Regions from separate parts of the Homo sapiens genome. Here region 2 is linked to region 1. Evidence: read pairs that join two places in POLR2A ChIA-PET (ENCODE). Cell type or tissue: HepG2. All regions are shown on one strand. Links, peaks and the distances in the headings refer to the core of each region. The heading gives the core; the rest is flanking DNA.

Region 1 (2,910 bases), core at 182-2,681:
TGGCTAAGAGTCTTAGCTAACCCTGGATGGCTATGAATGAACACCCAGTCATTCATGCAAGCAGAGTCACCCCAGGTGCCCTCGCTCACAGTCTCACATTCTCATTCCTGCACACTAAACGACTCAAAAGTCCTCCGGAGCTCTGGACCTTGATAGCTATTCTCCCCTTTCTTCAAAGTCCCAGGGTCTTCTCACCCAGATCCCAGGGGCCTTTCTGCCCCCTGCCATCCTCTGACAACTCTGTCCCAGGCTAAAAATAGCTGCCCGCTTGGGGCTTTCTTCTCCTTTAGGCTCCTGCTATCTCCAAGCACAATGGGGTAGAGGACCAAATCTGTGCACCCTGATAACTGCTCTTCTACGTTTCTGCAGCTGCTTATGAGACATCCATGTGCCAGACTCCTCTCTAGCCCAAACTCTCCTTCTAGTAGTTGTTTCCCTGCTTGTAGACTACCCTTTGGTTCTCCCTAGGACACCACTCCTGATCCTCCTTGAGATGGACTCAGCCCTGACCTCCTCCTCATAGGTACTGCTGATGGCTGGAGGAGAAGGATAACGTCAGAATCATGGTGCTATGGGTTGAATTGTATACCCCTAAAATTCATACATTGAAATCTAACTCCCAGTGCTGCAGAATATGATCTTATTTGGAGATAGAGTCATTTCAGATTGAATTAGTTAAGATAAAGTCGTGGTGGGGTGTGGTTAACCAATATGACTGGTATTCTTATATAAAGGTGAAATTTGAACATGGAGACATCCACACAGGGGGAACACCATATGAAGATGCAGGCAGAGATTAGGGTGACACTTCTAAAAGCCAAAGAATGCCAAAGATTGCCAACAAACCACCAGAAGCTAAGGGAGAAGCAGGGAACAGCTTCTCTTGCATAGCGCTGAAAAGGAACCAACCCTACTGCTACCTTGATCTTGGACTTCTAGCCTCCAGAACTGTGAGAAAATAAATTTCTGTTGTTTAAGCCACACAGTCTGTAGTACTTTGTTGCAGCAGCTCTAGGGAGCCAATACACACAGCAACCCAATGCAGATGAAGGTGGGCTGCCTTCCCCCACCTGAGCCCTTCTCTCTGTTTTTTGCTGGGGTCACGTAGGGAGTCAGATCACAACAAGCTTCAAAATGTGTTTTTGGTTAATAATACTGGCCCCAGACTCTTGCCTGGTATGAAGGTTTAGCAGAGAAACTCAGGCTCCCATTGCCACCCACAGCCTGGTCCCCAGGCAGAAGCAAGCCGTGGGCTCTGCCTTGCCAGTTGGGAGCATCGTATCCAAGCTTTGGTGCTTCAGCAGTAAACAAGCAGTTAGCAACTGCTCTGCAAGCTATCCAAGCGTGACATGCTGAGGTTTCTATGACTTATCCTCTAGTGCCTCCCCCACTGTCTGTCATTCCCACCACACAGGAATCCTGACTCTTCTGACCTGTGGGCATTCATTAGGACTGTGGCCAGTTGTTCCTCCTGATGCCCTAGTGCCTAGCTCAGTGTCTGACCCACAGTAAATGCTCAATCTTTATTTACTGGATGGGTGGATAGATGGACAAAGGTACAGGAGACTCTTTGGACTAAGCTTTCTCCAGTATGTGATTCAACCTAGCAGAAGAGAGGGCGTTACCAAGAGGAGCTTCTAGGAACTGAGTCAGTCATTGAGTTGCTGCAGGCATGCATTCTTGCCATGTGGACCCTGGATTCTTTCTCATTCTTTCTGGGCTAAAGGTTGGCTTCCAAGTTCCTTTCCACTAGTGCGCCCTCCTGGCGGCTCTTTACAGCCAACTTCACACAAAGGAGGTTTAAACAGCATCTGGCAAGTCTCCCTGGAATTCACAACCAGCTTGCTCCACCCCAAAAATCTACCAAATACTTCAGACAGAACTCAGAGTGGAGGCCCTGCATTTAAAAATGGATCTCTTTTCCTGAGGCATCCACACCTCCTTCTTTTTAGAAAGCACAAGCTCATATTGAAACAGCCATCCCAGAAAAATGTGTGGAGGGGAAAAACAAAACAAAGCAGAACAAACTACAAAACAACAACCACAAAAATATTTGGAGGTCTCCCTGTCCTTGTGTTCCAGAAAGTTCGATATATGGGGATTGCAGTGGGAAGAGCAGTTGCCAGCATTGTGGAGAGACTTCTAGAGACACAGGGGACTTGAGAGTGGGAAATGGCAAGAAAAGTGCCCTGAGCCCCGGCCCAACTTGGCTCTTAAAGAGAACCCCACCATTCATTAACTGGCCCTAAAACCTGCTAAGTGAAAAAGTAAAATAAATGAGCTCATTAAATCCGGAAGGAGGGAAGACCTGGAGGCTTAACCAAGGAAATTCCCAACACCCACTTAGAAAAACAAGGGGGTTTTAGGCTCAGTTAGATTCATGGCCAGGAGTGGGGGCTGGCCCCCAAACAAGGAGGTTGAGTCATGCTGAACCACCATGCAGAGCTCGGCCATTTCCAGCTCTGCAAACAGGAGCCTGGATAGGGAGCTGCTGCTGCTTGTAGTGTGGCGGGGATGGTCAGTGTGGTTTACCAACTCAAGTGGTCCACATCCTTAGTCAAACTCATGGGGAAATCAGTTGAGAAATATAGTGGGAAGTTCCAGGAGCATGCAAAGTTCTTGAGAGAATTATGACTTCAACCCAGACTGCGGTAACTGCCTGTAACAAATACAGCCTGAGATTCGGCTTAATAAAGACTGTTCATCATGTACCATCCATTCCTCCCCGATTTATCACTCACTTCCTGAGGACCATCTATGTGCTGGCGCCATGCTAGATGCTGCCCTTTCAGGCCTAACTTGTTAGTATTGCTCCCATCGACCAGTCCAAGTTCCTATTCATGGTCCCTGCTTCACCCATGACCATAGCCCTCTTTGGTTGTGGGGTTCTGCAGATTCCCTTCAGATCTC
Region 2 (2,910 bases), core at 252-2,751, 82 kb before region 1:
AAGGAAAGACCTATTGCAGTGAAGCCCCCTATTAATCTTCCAAATGCCTTTCTTTGGCTATCAAAGTGTCCAAATATTCTTCTAATATTGTGCCTATGATATTGCAATTGGAACTGAGTGTCCCCTGGTATGTCACCCCCATACATAGTGTTCAGGGGGTAATAATCTCATTATCCCTTTAGCTACCTGGGGAGAGGTGGGGTGTCAGGAGCAGAGAAGTTTCTGGTAAGAACAGTTCATCTCTGATGATGTTGGCATCAGCCAGTAGAGGTTCTAAAACTTGTTTGGCCCCAGTTGGCTTCTCAGACTCTGAAAGAAAAAAGAAGCAGCACAAAAACCATCATATACCCAGGAGATCACATCATACCTTAGACCTGGTATGTGTGTGAACCCAGCAGAGAAGCTTTGGTGGCTAGTGTCTGGATCCTTGGAAGGATGAATAGCATCCCCAGAGAGGAGAAAGCCCATTGACAGAGTGTAATCTGGAATTTGAACTAGACAGCCAGATAAACCAGTCTCCCAGGGTCATACCAGAAAGGATGCAAGAGGTAAAAGATCAAAGAAACATGCTTCCTCTCTGCTCCTGTCAGCCAAAATCCACAAAACAGCTAGTGTGGGATGTCCCAATCTGGCCCCTCATCAGTGAAGTTTGCAGGCCAGCCTCTCTGGAACAGGAAGGGAGGGAATTCTGTTTCCTTCTAGCAATGCCCAGATGGGCCATGAAATGAAGTCTCACACAGCTCTGTAGGAACTAGAATCCTGGAAATGCTGATATGTAGATTCCGACACCCTATGCCTTCCTTGCTAAAGTGTCAAGGCCTCTGCTAGGCCCAGGTAGGAAATCTCCTCTCTGTGTCTAGCTTCACTTAGAAGCTTGCAGGAAGAATGAAATCAGTCATGGAGCTCTGAGCATTGAGCTGTCCCCACTTCACGTGTGCACACTCATTCATTCGTCATCATCACACCCTTCCAACTACTGTGGCTTCCGACTTCTGCTTATTGATTACTTTATAGAGACACATCTCAGCTATTTCTTCCCCAAAATGGATTGGTGTCACTATCCTACGTTAATTTTACAGGTCAAGAAAATAAGGGCAAGAAAGAAAAGGAAACTGGAAGCATGGGATGGGTAACTGTCTACAGACTCATGTACCAAAGTGCAGAAGTAGGTCTTTGAGGCCCATTGACCTTCCACTCTACACTGGTGAAAACTATCAGGCACTGACCCTAGGACAGTCACAGGGAGTCTGAAGAGCAAAAGCTCAAATGGAAAAACAGTCCTTATATCACCGGCTGGGGAGAGGATACACATGGCCCCAGAGAAATAACTGAGCTGAGAGAAACCCCGATTTTCTTTGTAGCACTGATAAGCACCTGGGGATGATACATCTAACATGCCAGCCTGCCAGCCACTTGGCTTCCACTGCCCCATCAACCTTCCCCTCCCAACCATCACAGTGAATCATTTCCAGAGATGTATCCTGGACCTTGTCATCACCTGGAAAGGTTTTACCTCTGAATACTGGGTTGTGAACTCCGTAAGGGCAGGGACCATGCCTTAATTCTTATCTTTGTTCTCAGAGTTTCCCACAATAAGTGCATAGAGCTAATGCTCAGGGACTGTTTGCTGGATGAATGACTCACACTGAGAAATCTCACTCTCCAATCGGAACCTCTATCTTACCTCTCTGATGTGGTTTGGCTGTGTCCCCACTGAAATCTCATCTTGTAATATAGTTCCTATAATCCCCAACTGTTGTAGGAGGGACCCAGCTGGGGGGTAATTGAATCATGGGGCAGTTACCCCCATGCTTCTGTTCTCCTAATAGTGGGTGAGTTCTCATGAGATCTGATGGTTTTATAAGGGGCATTTCCCCCTTTTGCTCAGTACTTCTTGATGCTGCCACGTGAAGAAGGACATGTTTGCTTCCCCTTCCACCATGATCCTAAGGCCTCCCCAGCCATACAGAACTGTGAGTCAATTAAACCTCTTTCCTTTATAAATTACCCAGTCACGGGTATATCTTTATTAGCAGCTAGAATCTGCTTTATTAGCTGAGTATATCTTTATTAGCTGAGAATACTGCTATGCACTCTCCATACCTGAATCAAAGTAAACGTGCTCCCCAAGCTCTCTGAGGCTTCTATCTTCTCATCCCCTCCCTGCTCACTCAGTTTATCACTGTCATCCTAGATTCATCTTTTCTCTGCACAGCCTGGCTACTACAACTACACTACATGCTGCTCTCACCAGGACCCTTCTGCTGCCCTCTCCTCAACCTCACGCCTAACTCCCAAAGCACTCCAACCCTCACCTGCTTGCTCTCCTCCCTACAGGCTAGTGCTTCTGAAAAAATATAATCATTCATATTTGCAGCATTGCAAATGCTGAGTTTACAAAATCAATGGAGGCCCCCAGTGCTGCTAGGAAAGCTTACATGTATGTCCCTGACATCTTACTTTCTCACTTTCTCATTCTTCAATCTTCTCATTCCATCTTCTCAGCTTTCCAGAGAAATAGAGGGCACCCTACATGAACTCTAACTTTCCTCCCTTCCATCTCATTCTGACCTTCCTTCCTTCTGTCTCTAAGGAATTTTCACCTGTGCTTTCAAATTATTTCCTCCTTCTTCCTACAGGACATGGTTCCATTAATGAATGATTCTTCTTTGACTTTCCCTTTTCTGGCTGATCTCCATCTCTCTATATAAATAGGTAGGCAGATAGATGGATTGATAGATAGACAGGTAGGTAGATAAATAGATAATATGTATATAGAGTGATTACATATATATGTATAATTCTCTTTCTCAAAATTTTAGTCTTTCATTTTCTCCTCACCTTCTTGCCCCATATACAAAATGCATATATATAAACACACATACATATATACATTCTATACTTATATAC

Evidence for each region. ChIA-PET counts read pairs that join two places held together with the same protein. Peaks named below come from ENCODE experiments on the same cell type or tissue, not always from the same donor. Only the 100,000 strongest peaks of a DNase experiment are listed, where the experiment ranks them.
Region 2: POLR2A ChIA-PET joins it to region 1 with 9 read pairs; 3 of 35 experiments call an interaction of 5 or more read pairs at or near these places.

Annotation. Positions count from the first base shown.
Region 1 is chr2:75,604,615-75,607,524 of GRCh38, forward strand. No RefSeq gene overlaps it. Among named protein-coding and RNA genes, the nearest start is that of MRPL19, 41 kb to the right of the region's middle. In HepG2, for the core only: a CTCF peak has its summit at 1,770; a DNase peak (open chromatin) is centred at 1,727.
Region 2 is chr2:75,522,179-75,525,088 of GRCh38, forward strand. EVA1A (eva-1 homolog A, regulator of programmed cell death) reads right to left here. Exons shown (of 4, transcript NM_001135032.2): 2 at 187-309. EVA1A-AS (EVA1A antisense RNA) reads left to right here and starts at 1,890. Exons shown (of 3, transcript NR_110281.1): 1 at 1,890-1,973. RefSeq lists an enhancer at 894-2,093. In HepG2, for the core only: no CTCF peak of the experiment used is centred there; DNase peaks (open chromatin) are centred at 573 and 1,593; H3K4me3 peaks cover 866 bases.